2 separate regions of the Homo sapiens genome follow, and region 1 is linked to region 2. A link is an interaction called in ENCODE POLR2A ChIA-PET data of the cell type or tissue named here. Cell type or tissue: GM12878. All regions are shown on one strand.

Region 1 (8,000 bases), 120 kb after region 2:
TGCACTTCACTGCATGCAATTTCAATTTAAAAGAACAGCACAAATGCTTAAACTGAAAGAAGACAGATTCTTTTAAATTGAAATGTGCTGATATTTTCTCCTAGGAGGTCAGACATACACAAAGCTAGTGCTTGGGTATTTTAATGTTCATCTCAGGTGGTGAGATGTTTTCTGGGATCAACATCAATGGGGCAGGTGGTCGGAATGTGCCAGATGCACCCTATGGAGTAGGTGAGCCATGCGTGTCTCATCTCACCTACCCAATCAGATGAATGGATCTGTTCCCAAGAGGGCATCCTTGTTCTCCACCTCAGCTGTTTTCCCCCTATCTTGCCAGATTTCTCTCTCTCCTGTCACCAACAGTATTGGCACACAGAGCAGGCTGGTGCCACGGACACCAGGGAAAGCTGGGCACCACCCTGATCTGCCCAGAATGCTGGTCCTGGTACTTCTCTCTGCATTTGAAGAGCTGAGTGAGGTTGGGCAGAGCCCCCTTGGCTTAGGGTGGAAGCAGGGCAGGGGAAACAGACATCATTCATCAGCCTGCCCTCAGTCCTGCTCTATTGCTTTCTGCAGGAAAGGCTTCCTTTAGACCCAGACGTGGCTGCAGGATCACAGCTGTGCCCCCTGCACTAGTTCATAGAAAACCATTTTGCAAAATTACCACTGGCAGGAGATTTTTAAAAATCACTAAAAACAAACACTTTTACCAAGTCTACTGATCAAGACAGCTTTGAATAGACACAGAAACCTAGAATAGCACATTGTTCCCCAACATGCATATCTCTCCCCTGACCCCACCCCACCCCACGCAAAAGGCAAGTCTGAGGAACAGCTGCCCCGTGAGTATGTTCCCTTCGTGCAGAGACTGTGCCTTCCCAGTATTTGGCTCTCTTCACAAAAGGCTGGTCTGTCTCAGAACACCTGGGAAGACACAGCAAGTATTCTGAGAATATGGCAGACTACCAAGGGGAGCTTCAGCTGTAGCTTTAAGATTCTGTTTCTTTAAAAAATATATCTGATTACCACAATAAAAGAAAATACCCATGCTATCAAACCACCAAGTGCACCAACTTCATTAGAACTGTAAAGAAGAAAAAAAACATAAAGTAAATATGGCAAAATATGAGGATTTAATAAAGCAAGGGTGATGGGCACATAGGTATTTGTTATATGCTTTACATATTTCATAATTTGCCCTAAAATTACATAGCAGAACCACGTTGATGTCTCACACCACAATGGCTTTCTCATACTTACAAAATATGCTGATGCTCAGAAAAGTGCTTTGATATATACTCATAAATATTCTGATGGTATTTTCAGCTCAAAGCTAACAAGGAAATTTCAAGAAATGTAACAGGTCTATTACCATGTTCTATGTCAATCTTTAACTGCATATTTGCAATATCATATACTTGCAGTATTATCTCCCAAGAATCACTCATAACACGAATAAGAAAATAACAAGAACATGAGAACAAGGGCAAGAAGCTCTTGACCTTCAGGAAAGGGATGAACACTATAAAGACCACAACAAGTAACAGATACTGGACAAAAATGAGAACGACTACCTTTGTGTCCCAAAGAGATAATGTTGCTTCCCGATGTACAGTGTAATTACTTGCATGACAGTTGGTGCCTTTATGTTTGCCCACACCCCGCTAAACATCTAGATTATTACCACTGGATCAAAGGGTGTCAATATCAACCAGTTGTTTGGATACTTAAAAATATCTATCAGATGAATGACCAATTTAGTAGAGTGTTATGGGCAAGATGGCTGTCTACAGATGAAGTAGAGTATTTTCTTTCTTTTGGTGGGGCGTAGGGAGGAGTCTTGCTCTGTCATAACCTCTGCCTCTTGGGTTCAAGCGATTCTCCTGTCTCAGTCTGCCTAGTAGCTGGGATTACAGGCACCCACCACCAACATCCAGCTAATTTTTGTATTTTTAGTAAAGACCCAGTTTCACCATGTTGACCAGGCTGGTCTCGAATTCCTGACCTCAAGTGATCAGAGGCAGAATATTCTCAATTGAGCCCAAAGCTGCAACAACATGGAGATCTGTATCATCCCTATAAAGATACGGCTGGATCACCATCAACTTCTCACCTTAAAAGATGCAGATCAGGCTTAGGAGCAGAGGGGAGAAGATGATACAGTAAGAAAATTCATGTAGTCCCTAACTTTTTTAAAAAAACAAGTAATACTTATTTCTTTATTTAACTGGGAATATTAGACATTCAAAATGAATTTACTCATTTAAAAACTAAACCTTTAAAGCACTAGAAGAAAATAAAGAATGTTTCTACAATCTCAGAAAGGCAAAGATAATTTAACACTCTGACACAGAATTTAGAAGCTAGAAAAGAAAGGGTCAATAAATTACAGAATGGCAGGCACGGTGGCTCACGTCTGTAATCCCAGCACTTTGGGAGGCCAGGCAGGCGGATCACGAGGTCAGGAGTTTGAGACCAGCCTGGCCAACATGGTGAAACCCTGCCTCTACTAAAGATACAAAAAATTATCAGGGTGTGGTGGCGTGTGCCTGTAATCCCAGCTACTTAGGAGGCAGAGGCAGGAGCATCGCTTGAACCCAGGAGGCGGAGGTTGCAATGAGCCAAGATTGCGCCATCGGACTCCAGCCTGGGCGACAGGGCGAGACTCTGTCTCAAAATAAATAAATAAATAAAAATAAATTACAGAAAACTAAGAATATAACATAGCAAACAACAACAACGACAAAATTCATCAACGAAGACAAAAGACAAACTGGGGGAATGTTGCCTCTTCTATAAAGAGAGCTCCTTCTACAAAGTATCAGCAAAAGATCAATAACCCAACAAAAAAATAGCAAAGGACAGGTCACATAAAAAAGAAAAAAATGACTCAAACATGCAACAAGATGCTTAACTGCATTCACGATGAGAGAAGAGAGACAGAACGTCTCATATTGTTTTATACTGTTTTATACTCAGAAAAAGAAAGAGAAGCGAAACTAAAGGCAGGTAGCCTGGCGCCTAGGAACCAGACCTGAAACTAGGCCTGGGCCTGCCTGACCTAAGCCTGGTAGTTAAAGATCAACCCCTGACCTAACCGGTTATGTTATCTATAGATTCCAGACATTGTATAAAAAGGCATTGTAAAAATCCCTGTCCTGTTCTGTTTCGTTCTGATTACCGCTGCATGCAGTCCCCAGTCACGTACCCCCTGCTTGCTCAAATCGATCATGACCCTCTCACGCAGACCCCCTTAGAGTTGTGAGCCCTTAAAAGGGACAGAAATTGCTCACTCAGGGAGCTCGGCTCTTGAGACAGGAGTCTTGCCGATGCTCCTGGCCGAATAAACCACTTCCTTCTTTAACTCGGTGTCTGAGGAGTTTTGTCTGCGGCTTGTCCTGGTACAACAAGAGAAATGAAAATTACAGTGGTATTCCTGTACAACAGTGCCTGACAGTGCTCAGTACACAGAAGGACCCTGTATCATTCCGGCTATTTTCTCATACCTAGAATTGTAGCATTTACATACTATATTATACTATAGTATATATTACATACTATATTATAATAATGTTTACATGTGTCCTCGCACTAGAATCTGGCTCTCTCAGAATACTGTTTGTTTTCACAGCATGTGACGTAGTGCCTGGCACACAGCTGGTCCTCTCAAAGAATGGGGGCTATGAGGACCCCAAGAACAAATCTCTCCAGAATTTGACAGTTTAGGGAGGGATGTACCTAATTTTTAAATTACAATGAGATATTTTTATCTGTCAGATTGTCAACAATTAAAAAAATTGATAATGTCAGCAAGGGTGTAGGGAAAGAGAGCCTCACATACTTTCTAAGTAGAGTATAAATTGATAAATAAATTTGTACAGCCTCTGTGGGAAGCAACTTGACAACTGTCTATCAAAAATTTAAATGTCTGTGCCTTTTGACTCAGTATTTCTACTCCTAGGAATTTAAACTACAAATATACACGTGCAAAACAGCATATGTACAAGATTAATCGTTATGCCATTGCTTAAATTAGCAAAAGACTGAAAGAACATAAATGTGTATCAGTAGAGAGCAGCTGATGAATGGCCATAAATCAATCCCATGCAACTCTCTCCAAGACTGAAGTCAGTCTGTATGTACCAAGAAAGACAATCACCAAGACATGTTGCTAGGTTAAAAAAAAAAAAAAAAAGCCTAACGTATGCTAGCATTTGTGTACATTTGTATGTACGCCTCTGTGTGTAATACAGAAGCCACACACAATAAACTGATAACTGAGGCTGCCTCCAGGGAGGGGAACCAGGTGGCCGAGGGACAGAGAAAGCATATATTTTGTCCCTTTTAGCTGGCACCATATGCCTGTGTTAGCTATTCAAAATTTTAATTAACTTAAACATTGAGTAATTGAAATATGTTTACTATTTCCTGATCGTTAAATTATTGACTGCTTTTTTTTTTTTTTTTTTTTGCAAACAAGTGTGAACGGAAAATAAATCCTGGGGTCCCAAAATCACTAAGCTAAAGGAAAAAGTCAAGCTGGGAACTGGGTCACGCAAACCTGCCTCCCCTTTTGGTTCCTGAATACAATGGCTACAAGATGAAAAACTACATGCCTACCCCATATTTTACCCACAAGGAAATTCCTAGTGAGCTCCAAGGTCTTTACCCTAAGGTGTTTCTCTTAAGATTTCACCATGGCAATGTAAATTGATAGCTTATCTTTACAGGTGCAGTTGTCCCCTGCTCACCAGACACAAATGCATATCTGACTGTTCTCCTGCCCCATTTTGTCTATGTTATCTTATGTAAAAACACAGATTCCCTGCATTTTTCCTCTGCCCCATTTGTCTATATTATCTTATGTCAAAAAAAAAAAAAAAAGCAGATTCACCGAGCCAGACAAAGACATGAATAACTATTTTTCCCTACCCGCCTCTTATGTGAAAATTGTATACTTCTCAATATCCCACCCTTTCGCCTTTAAATTTGGAGCCCTCAAAATCATCTTCAGAGAAAGGCATAGCACCTGTCTCCCGGGCGTGCGTCCTTAACTTTGGCAAATAAACTTCCTAAAATGATTGAGACTTGTCTCATCATTTTTCTTGATTGACACAAGGAAGAAGTTGACACTGCCCCCCAATAAGAGTTTAGCTATATAATTTCCACTACTGATTTTAAAGATCCAACAGTGTATGCTAACATACACAAAAGATTTACAGAAAGCTCTCCAGTCCATACGTTTCATTAAGCAGGGGAGACAGGAAAGCTAAGATGTGGGGAAAATCAGGCAAAACCCAATAATCAATGTTTTTTTTTCAGTCATGTGATATAAAGTTCAAGATTCAAGGCCGGGGGCAGTGGCTCACACCTGTAATCCCAGCACTCTGAGAGGCCAAGGTGGGCGGATCACCTGAGGGCAGGAGTTCGAGACCAGCCTGGCCAACATGGTGAAACTCCGCCTCTACTAAAAATACAAAAAAAGTAGCCAGGTGTGGTGGCACGTGCCTGTAATCCCAGCTACTCGGGAGGCTGAGGCAGGAGAATCGCTTGAACCCTGGAAGCGGAGGTTGCAGTGAACTGATATCGCACCACTGAACTCCGGCCTGGGCCACAGAGTGAGACTTCGTTTCAAAAAAAAAAAAAAAAAAAAAAAAAGATTCTTGAAATGCAAGAATAACTAAGGGCATGACAATCAAGAAAAATAAAATGCATATAAAGAGGCAACATTAAATCTTATTGATGATAGTTTTATCATGGGTAGGATCCAGCTTTCTTTGGTGCCCAGAGTACAAGTAAAAAGAGCTAAACAGTTTGGCTAATTATGCTCCAAAAGGTTAATTACACGATCTCAAATTGAGTCCCCTGAGGGATGGGCATTTTTCCCATCAAAGTCTCCTCTGGAAAAATTTTAAAATGTTTCTCACTACATCATACCTAGTCCATGAAACAGTACCCCCAACACAGGAACTGTTAAATCACGTGCTAGATAAAAAGCTTGCTCTTGGAGGAGAAAAAAAGAGGAAGCAACATCCAAGGTCCAAGGGCCGTTTCTGCTGTCTTTTTAACAGCTTTGATGATGAGTAAGAGCCTGTCACACACCCCTGGGCTATAAGCATGGGTCCTTATGTCTAGCCCCAAGAGTCAGGAATAGGCCTCATTCAGTCTTTCACTCCCAGGCATTCAATGAATGTTAGCCATTATCATTAGTTCTATCATTCTTTTAACGGTGTGCCAACATAAATGAAAGCATTTATAGTCACAATTGCTTCCAAGACTAATAGTCTAACAGAAAAAAATTTAAGTGCACTAGGATATTTTAAATAGAAAAAGAAACAGAATTGCATCTTCATTTCCCTATGTCTTATGGAATTAGCTCGCCATTATGAAGAATATACCATGAACAAGGTACTTTTCTAAGGCTTTACATGGGATAACACATTTAATGCTCACAACCACATTAAGAGATAGGGGCCATTATTATTTGTATTTGACAGATAGGGGAAAGTAGGTCCCAAGAGGGGATGAAAACACAGGCAAGAAGGGGCTGGGTGAGGAATGACCCCGTGTGGTCCTATGGCCATGTCCCCATTCCTTCACTCCCTAAGACCGTTCTTGCTCTGAAAGGCCAGCCTCCAGAAACTGCCATTTAAAACAGGAGGGACAAGGAAAATGACTTTAGTATAAACTTTTGGCAGTGACCAGCACGAGGGCCAACGATTTCAAAGCCAAGCCCAAGTCAAGAAAATCTTGACTTTTTAACGAACAAAAAAGCACCTGTTTACTGGTTGTTGAAAGAATGTTTATACACATTTATATCCAGGATAACTCGATTGTCAAGAATAAATTATTCCAAGCCCGTGACAAAACAATGCCATTTCATGCTCATTTCCTGATTAAAGCTTTTAGACAGCTGGGCATTTTCATTTCTTAGAGCTGTAGGGAGCTATGCAAATTTCCACGCAGCAACTCCAAGATCATTAATCTACGGAAGGCATGTGCTAATAGAATATTGGATTTTACATTGTTTCAGTGGAGAAGAGGAGGGGTGGGTTAATCTAATTACCCTATGTGTGGTCACCTGACTGTGGTTAACAAAAAGATCAAATGCTAAACTGTACAATCAGCAGCAAATTCCTAAGTAATGAAGCATTTCACATCACAAAAGGAATGGGAGGAGGGGGGTGACATTCTTACATTGCTTAAAACCAAATACTGTAGCAATAAAAATAATCACACCAAGTTTACACAAATCATAGGCAGGGCATTTTAATTACCATAAGGAGCTAGGACCATAACTATAAATCAGTCTCGGTCTCTCTCTCTCTCCTCTCTCTCTCTCTCTCCCTCTCTCTCTCTCTCTCTCTCTCTCTCTCTCTCTCTCTCTCTCGACACACACACACACACACTTGGCTGGGCGCGGTGGCTCACATCTGTAATCCCAGCACTTTGGGAGGCCGAGGCAGGTGGATCACAAGGTCAGGAGATTGAGACTATCCTGGCTAACACAGTGAAACCTTGTCTCTACTAAAAATACAAAAAATAAGCCAGGCGCGGTGGCAGGCGCCTGTAGTTCCAGCTACTCGGGAGGCTGAGGCAGAAGAATGGCATGAACACGGGAGACAGAGCTTGCAGTGAGCTGAGATCGCACCACTGCACTCCAGCCTGGGCAACAGAGTGAGATTCTGTCTCAAAATAAATAAATACATACATACATACATACATACATACATACATACATACATACATACATACTGGAAGGTACTTCTAGAGAGAAGGATGGCTATCTAGAGCTGAAGTTGTCAGGAACCAGACACAAGTGGGCACCGAGAATTGGACTCACCCTGTAACCATGGTTACATGCATCTGGCATGTGTCACTTGGGGCATGGTACTGTTATTCCTTCTTCCAGTAAGGAGCAGCTAGATTAGGAAAGGCATCAGCCTGGCCCAAGCAGCTGACACTTCAATTCCTGGTTCTGATACCACTGAGAGCGTAAC
Region 2 (8,000 bases):
CACATCAAGAGCCCCAGTACTAATTATTGGCTTTCAAATTTTAAGAAGCTTGCTCTATTAAAATCACCAAAATGTCCAGTCATGATTTACACCCTCCCCAAAAAACATTATTTCAATCTCTAAACTTTTAGAAATTTACATAATATTAAAAACAGACTGTTAAAGGAATTGAACTCACATGCCCACATCACATGACTGCCTGCAGCTAGTTTTATAATCTATTCAATAAAAACAAACCAACTTCAAACAAACAAGCAAAAACCCTCTCAGCTTAAAAAAAAATAAAAGCAGAACCAACAGAATAAATATATCAGCAAGCTGAACATATACACAGAAGGAAATAACATTAAATCCAGGACAACTCTCTGAGTTCAGTTTTAGGGTATAAAGATCAAAACCCCATGTGTCATAGGCAGATTCTGCTAGGAAGACTTTCAGAGCTTTAAGCAGCATTTGGAAAGTACCAGGTCACACCTAAAACTGGAGTTTTCCTTTCCCTTGGGACAGTACAACAAAAGTATCAAGCTCAGGGATAATCTAGTTTCACGCACATCATAATCAGAAATTCTCTCGTTCAACTGACAAATATTATCTCAGACACTACTGGTTGGTAATCCCTCACTCAGAAGCCCTGGGGACAGGATTATTCAGATTTTAGAAAGGAAATATACTGCATATACCATATAATACGTAACATCCTCAGCTGGGGGCTGGGGCTGCACCCAACCATTAAAATTCTGCAGTAAATGGATGACTGGTCACTCCAAGTGGGAAAAATAAAGACTATGAGTAGGCATATGTCAGTCCAGAACAAGTTTTATCACCCAATGAGTAATAAAACATTTTAGTTTTCAGAGCTTTTTGTATTTTAGAATGGCACATAAGGGTGTGGACTTCTATCATGTTCTAGGAAAGAGAAATTAAGGTAAATAAGACACTATCTGCTCGAGGAGCTCAAGTAGCAGAAAAGGGTTTGCAAACATACAGTGTTGACCAGACAACAGTGAAGATAGGATGAGAGCCATGCATTCGGCTTAAAGTGTCAGAGTATCTGAAACGGGACAATCACTTCCCAAACAAGAGACTCAGGATCTTGTCAGAGAGGAAGAAAATGACAGTGGGCTTTGTACAATGTTCTAGGACACTGACCAGAGGAGTAGGATTGGGGTATGTTTCCCAATCAATCATCCCTGATAAGAATTTTGTGGGGCACCTGTTCATTCTATTATCTTCCCAGACCTCTTCCCTGCAGATGTGAATCTTCAGATCTGAGGTGGGACCGGGAATCCATTTACTAAACACATACTCTGGTGATTCTCATCATCAGAGAAGCTTTAAAAACCTTAGTCTGGCCGGGCGCGGTGGCTCACGTCTGTAATCCCAGCACTTTGGGAGGCCGAGGCAGGCAGATCACGAGGTCAGGAGCTCGAGACCAGCTTGGTCAACATAGTGAAACCCCATCTCTACTAAAAATACAAAAATTAGCCAGGCTTGGTGGTGAGTGCCTATAGTCCCAGCTACTCTGGAGGCTAAGGCAGGAGAATTGCTTAAACCAGGGAGGCAGAGGTTGCAATGAGCCGAGATTGCACCACTGCACTCCAGCCTAGGCGACACAGCAAAATTCCATCTCCAAAACAAAACAAAACAAAAAAAAACAAACAAACAAACAAAAAAAAACAAAAGGCCGGGTGCGGTGGCTCACACCTGTAATCCCAGCACTTTGGGAGGCCGAGGCAGGCGGATCATGAGGTCAGGAGATCGAGACCATCCTGGCTAACACGGTGAAACCCCGTCTCCACTAAAAATACAAAAAATTAGCCGGGCACGGTGGCGGGCGTCTGTAGTCCCAGCTACTAGGGAGGCTGAGGCAGGAGAATGGTGTGAACCCAGGAGGCGGAGCTTGCAGTGAGCCAAGATCGCGCCACTGCAGTCCAGCCTGGGCGAAAGAGCAGACTCCGTCTCAAAAAAAAAAAAAAAAAAAAGGCCTTAGTCTAGGTCAGTGGTTCTCAGGCTTGAGTGGGCATTGGCATCAGGTGGAGAGCTTGTAAAAATAGATCAACTGGGCCCCACCCCCAGGGGTTCTGATTCTGTAGGGCTGGTATTTGCATTTCTAACAAGTTCCTAGGTGATGCTCCTGCTGCTGCTAGTTCTGGGACCACGCTGTGAGAACCACTGGTCTAGTAATGGGTATTAGCAAATGTTTAATTCCAGGAAGGAGCAAAACAGTTGTGGGGACCTGGAGGGTGGACAAGTATGGTGGTAGCACTGGGGGTGGGTGTGCCATATGCTAGATTTAGACAGGAACTCCAGTTCTGGGTCAGATTCTGAGGATCTGGGGCTAGTGAGGAGTAGTGAAATACATACTAGGCTTGTCATCTATTCAGTAAATAATAACTGAGCGTCCACTGCATGCCAGGCAGCAGGGATGCCACAATGCCCTCGTGGGGCTTACTACAGTCTATACCAGCAGTTTGAAACTAGGGCTTCCCAGGAAATACTGGCAATACCTGGAGACAATTCTACTTATTAGAACTTGGCAGGGAATGGGGGTTGAGTGCTACTGGCATCTAGTGGGCAGAGGCCAGGGATGCTGCCAAACATTCTACAATGCACACAGAGGACAACGCCCACCAACAGACAATGATCCAGCCCAAATGTCAATACTGCTGAGGTGAAGAAGCCATGGTCTACATTTAAATTGAGACGGAGAAATGAAACACGATGTGTCCGTCAGTATGTCTGTCAACGCCAACCCAGTGTCTTCCTTTATGAAGAAGCTGACCATAACTCCAAACAACCACCTTCGGTCTCGGATGCTGTTGGGAATTTGACTTTCAAATTATTTCACAAGTATGAATTATGACACCATTTAACCTCCTCTAAAAAGAGAAGTATATTTTAAAAAGAAGAAATGAAAATCTGACAAGCAAAGCCCTTCTTGTCTCTACAATGCAGCAGAGGCTGGATCACTGCTCCTCTCGATGGTACTTTCAGATGAGAAGCTCAGATGAGAAGCTCCTTGGAGAGTCTTTGGGAGAAAGAAAACCTACCAGGAAAACACAAAGGGAGTTAACCTTTTTCTCAAGAGGACTGTATTTGAAATGCAGATCTTAAGCCACACGGGTAGGCTGGGCACCCTCCTGGGAAGGCTCCCACTCTGAATCCAGACAGCAATGTCTGTATTGGGGAGCAAGTGATGAAAGGTGCTTCTTAGGAAGAGGTGGGTACCCCTGGGACATCAAGCATGAGGGGCTTCAGTACATGACAGGCATGGGAGGCACTAAAGGGGTGAATATGAGACATGCTGCAGCAAATTGGATGTGCCCAAATCCCCAGGCCCAAGAATGAGTGAGTTTGGGGGAGGATATGTGAGCAAAACCACTGAGTCTGAAAAAATAGGATCAGAGTTCCTGGGTATATATTATGAAGCTGAGGAAAACCCAACACAAGAGAGTTGACTCTTTTTTTTTTTTTTTTTTTTCCTATTTAAACATGTGGTGAGAAAGCAAAAATGAGCTGCACTGAGTAAGTAGCAATCTGCCCAGCCATTCTTGAGGCTGGGGCAACAGACACAGATAAGGCCACCTGCAAAGTGATCAGGAAACAGTGTTTCTCTCCCAAGCATATGCAGTAGTTGCAAAGTGTCCTTAACAACCCTCTTCTTGGAGTGCTCCTACTTTCTCACTCCCTGACAAAGTATGTGATTTTAGAGACAAACTACCAGAAACTTGGTTTTTAAAAAAATTATATCAGGAAGAATGAAACAGTCCACTCTGGCCTGAAGGCGCTAAGCCACTTGACCCAGAGAAGCAGTCTTCATTTCCAGCCCAAGTGCAGCGCCTCATGTAACGGGTTTCTGGACACAGCACTACACATCTATCTTCACTTGGTAGCTGCCAAAGAAACAGGACCTGAGTCCACCTCACAGTCAAGACCTGATGCTGACCCCTTGCCGTGCAGCCCTGCTTTGCCTTGAGCCTATCAAAACATAATTTCATTTACATTTCACTAAATTCCACCCCTTCTCAAAATCTGCAACGACTTTTTTTTTTTTTTTAATTTTGCTTTTGCTTGGTGTAACATCCACACGTCCCCCGGTGTGCAGTCTCCCTGGTCACAACGAGCCAATAAACCTGAATTCGTCAGACTACAGCCTTGTCCCTGGTGGTCTTGAGGCAGAATAGGGTCTGGAGGCAGAGAACCTAAGGCCGATTCACGCTGACTTCCTAGAACTAAATCAAAAGGAAAATCCCAACTTTCCACACCTAAGTAACAAAAGGACCATAGGCTACTCCCTTTGCAAATCCCGCTCCTTTTCTGCGGGGCAGATGGAAAATTGAAAGTATCTCTGATTAGTTGCTTTCTGCAACCAATCAGATGTTTGCATAGAAGTGTAACTTTGTAGCTTCACTTCAGCCTCTGATTGGTTGCTTTCCACAACCAATCAGACTGACTGTGGGCCACCATATTATTTACATAGGGTGTGTACCAAGTAACCAATGGGAAACCTCTAGAGGGTATTTAAACCCCAGAAAATTCTGTAATTTGGCTGTTGAGCCCCTATGCTGCTGTCCGCTCTGACCCTGTGGAGTGTACTTTCATTTTCAATAATCTCTGCTTTTGTTGCTTTACTCTTTCCTTGCTTTGTTTGTGCGTTTTGTCCAATTATTTGTTCAAGACGCCAAGAACCTGGACACCCTCCACTGGTAACAGTCTTAGGCCGATTGGGAGAGCAGTGGCTGGTAAGAAGAGAGGGTCTGGCAAGCCCCAAGGAACACCGGCAAGCCAAGGAACACCAGCAACCACTGCTAACCACTCAGACTCCAGAACATGCTCAAGTGTCTTACAGGAACAAATGTATTTTGTTTTGATTTTTTGTTTTGTTTTGTTTTTTCCCCTAGCAGAGAGCTCTGTAAGCTGGTGTTCTGAACATACTTTTGAAGGATGTTCCTTACCATTGTATTTCAAGTTTCATTATATGTGGTTTCCATATACAACTTTAAAAGCTAAATCTACTTGCTTCTGTAGAGATGCATTATGTGCTGTTTTCATATAGCGAATGGAACTGTTTTCCAAGCATAAAATTTCGTAAGCAAGTGTTTCAAACATGTTTTTGGGAGATGTTTCTAGCATTGCATCTCATCGTGCATGAGGGCTTTATACATAAATGTTTTAGAGCTAAATCTAAGCATACTTTTTAAGAGATACATTATGTGCTGTTTTCCTACAGTGAATGGAACTGTTTTCCATGCAGAGGGCTCTTAAAGTAGGTGTTTGGAACATACTTTCGAAAGATGTTTCTTACCATTGTGTTTAAGGTCTCATTGTGAGGGGCTTACATATACAGGTATATGTACACTTGGCAAAGGGGACCAATGGCTAATAGCTTTTTAATTTTTATATATATTTTTGAGATAAGGTCTCACTCTGTCACCCAGACTGGAGTGCAGTGGCACGGTCGTGGCTCACCACAGCCTTGGACCTCCTGGGCTCAAGTGATCCTCCTGCCTCAGCCTCCCAAGGAGCTGGGACCACAGGCATGTGCCACCATGCACAACTAATTTTTTCTATTTTTTGTAGAGACAGGGTCTCACTGTGTTGTCCAGGCTGGCCTCAAGCTCCTGGGCTCAAGAGATCCTCCCGCCTCGGCCCCCACGAAGTGCTAGGATTACAGGCATGAGCCACCGTGCATGGTGCTAACGGCTTTTAAAAAACTGTGCAATCTACAGCCTGATAAATCATAAATCATTTATACTTCTCCATTTGCTCAACCACCACTTTTTATGTGCCCACTGAATCCATGGCACTTTTCTAGGCTGCATGGTGGGGATATCAAGTAGAAGATACAGCCTCAACCTAGAGGGACCAATGATCTAATGATAGCAACAAGGTTCCATTTGTTGCCATCACAGATGAGAACTCCTAAGAAGCAAGTCAATGAACAAAGGGATTGCAAAGGCGGTATGAGTGTCCAGTTAGGAAGTGAGATGAGGTTCAGCAGGGAAAACAGCCTTTGTCCTGCAGTCATAATTTATGCAGAAGCCTGATCTGCCCTTGTACAAATTCTGTCAAGGATTTTTCCCCCCAACCCACCTGTTCAGCTGGTCTTCTGAATCTGTAAGACTGAACTATTTTTCAGAAAAATATTCAATAGCCCTTTGGGCTATTTTTCTATCCCACAGAGGCCACAAATCTGTATCAATTATAATAAGAAAGAGGGAAACTCCAGATGTGGTGAGCTGGAGGAACCTCAGGGCACTTCATTATGAATATTTAGACAGTTTTCCTCTTGTTATGAAAATTATGTCAATCTGTTCCCCAGCATGAGTTTCTGATGAATTTCAATATCATAAAAGCTTTTTTTTTTGAGAGGGTGGGGATGATAATGTTGTTTAACTAAATCCTGATCAGCTGAGTTTCACTTTCACTCAGAAAATACCAACTCATATCAACATTTTTAAAATCATCACAACTCTTAACCCTGATGTGAGCTAGTATTTTAGCATGCTAAGGAGACAGACATCTACGCAGGAAGGAGCTGCCCTCTTCTGCACTGCTGGGCAATTTTTGTTATAGTTTGTCTTCTGGCCAGAAGGAAGAGGGAAGGAGGTTGCTCAGATCCCAAGCTCAGGGTCATTTCTAATATGTAGTTGTTCAGTTACTCTGTGGCCTGTTACCTAAACATAGGTGTCGTATCAAAATCCCGAAGCAGGGAAATGGTCCAAATGAAAGGGGCTTTTTAGGGGGCTTCTTAGGGGTCTGGGGTGGCACTAAATGGAAATCATGGAAGAACAATTACCCCAGAATTTGCTCTTGACAACTGGAGACAGTGTGTGTGGGCTGAAACTGAAGAATTTTTTATTTTTTTTTTTTTTATTTTTTTTTTTTTTTGAGACAGGGTCTCACTCTGCCACCCTGCTGGAGTGCAATGGTATGACCTTGGCTCAATCACTGCTGCTTCAACCTCCTGGGGTAATCCTCCCATGTCAGCCTTCCAAGAAGCTGGTCTCAAACTCCTGGGCTCAAGTGATCCACTTGCCTCACTCAGCCTCCTAAAGTGCTAGGACGACAGCTGTGAACCACTGTGCCCAGCCCAACTGTAGAAATTCTTATCCTGGTGTCTATGAAAAATGTCTGTCAATAAACATCCCTCAAGCCTTTGATGACAGTAATAATTCCCTTTCCTGACCTGCTACCATTTACAGGCATATTAACATCTATACCCAAAGACACCTTTCTCATATTCCTACTGAATTGTTCACATCTTCCTTTTGGCTCTTCCATCAGCTGTTTAATTTTTGAATGCAGAAACCTTCCCCTCTGAATTGTAAAGCTTTTAGAACTGAATGAGAGGATGAAGATGCTGGGATAAACCCTGGGGTTTATCTCTAGTATAACCCTCTGACTTCACAGACAATGCAGATGATGAAGAGGAAGGCCAAAGGAATAAAATGACTTGCCCAAGTTCACATGGCTAGCTAATAACAGAGCTGGTCCTAGAATATGGGCTTCCTATAAACCCACTCTTTTGAGTAACCCATCCCCCACCATGCTGTTCCTAGAGGGCCAGGTATGTGGATGTAGTTAATAGACGCTTTTAGGACTGAACAAGGCTTGGGCTGGAGCCAGGATTCTCCCACATGCTTAGGCAAGCTGAGCATTTGGAACTGTGTTCATTTTCAAGCCCAGGAAGCCCCTCTTGGACCCCAGAATTACTCTAAAACTATACTGTCCACAGGGAGTAGGCAGACAGTTACCAGAGGCTGGGAAGGGTAGTTGGGGGCTGGGGGGTAGGAGGGATGGTTAATGGGTACAAAAAATAGTAAGAATGAATGAGACCTAGTATTTGATAGCACAAGAGAGTGACTATGGTCAATAATAACTTAATTGTACATTTTAAAATAAAGAGTGTAACTGGATTGTTTGTAACTCAATGGATAAATGCTTGAGGGGATAGATACCCCATTCTCCATGATGTGCTTATTTCACATTGCATGCCT

The links. ChIA-PET counts read pairs that join two places held together with the same protein. Peaks named below come from ENCODE experiments on the same cell type or tissue, not always from the same donor. Only the 100,000 strongest peaks of a DNase experiment are listed, where the experiment ranks them.
Region 1: POLR2A ChIA-PET joins it to region 2 with 11 read pairs; 3 of 35 experiments call an interaction of 5 or more read pairs at or near these places.

The regions. Positions count from the first base shown.
Region 1 is chrX:19,752,695-19,760,694 of GRCh38, forward strand. The region is part of intron 2 of SH3KBP1 (SH3 domain containing kinase binding protein 1); the gene reads right to left. Among named protein-coding and RNA genes, the nearest start is that of SH3KBP1, 130 kb to the right of the region's middle. In GM12878, no CTCF peak of the experiment used is centred here; no DNase peak of the experiment used is centred here; H3K27ac peaks cover 4,409 bases.
Region 2 is chrX:19,636,447-19,644,446 of GRCh38, forward strand. The region is part of intron 7 of SH3KBP1 (SH3 domain containing kinase binding protein 1); the gene reads right to left. LOC124905255 (a long non-coding RNA gene) reads left to right here. Exons shown (of 2, transcript XR_007068406.1): 2 at 4,679-8,000. Among named protein-coding and RNA genes, the nearest start is that of MAP3K15, 120 kb to the left of the region's middle. In GM12878, no CTCF peak of the experiment used is centred here; no DNase peak of the experiment used is centred here; H3K27ac peaks cover 632 bases.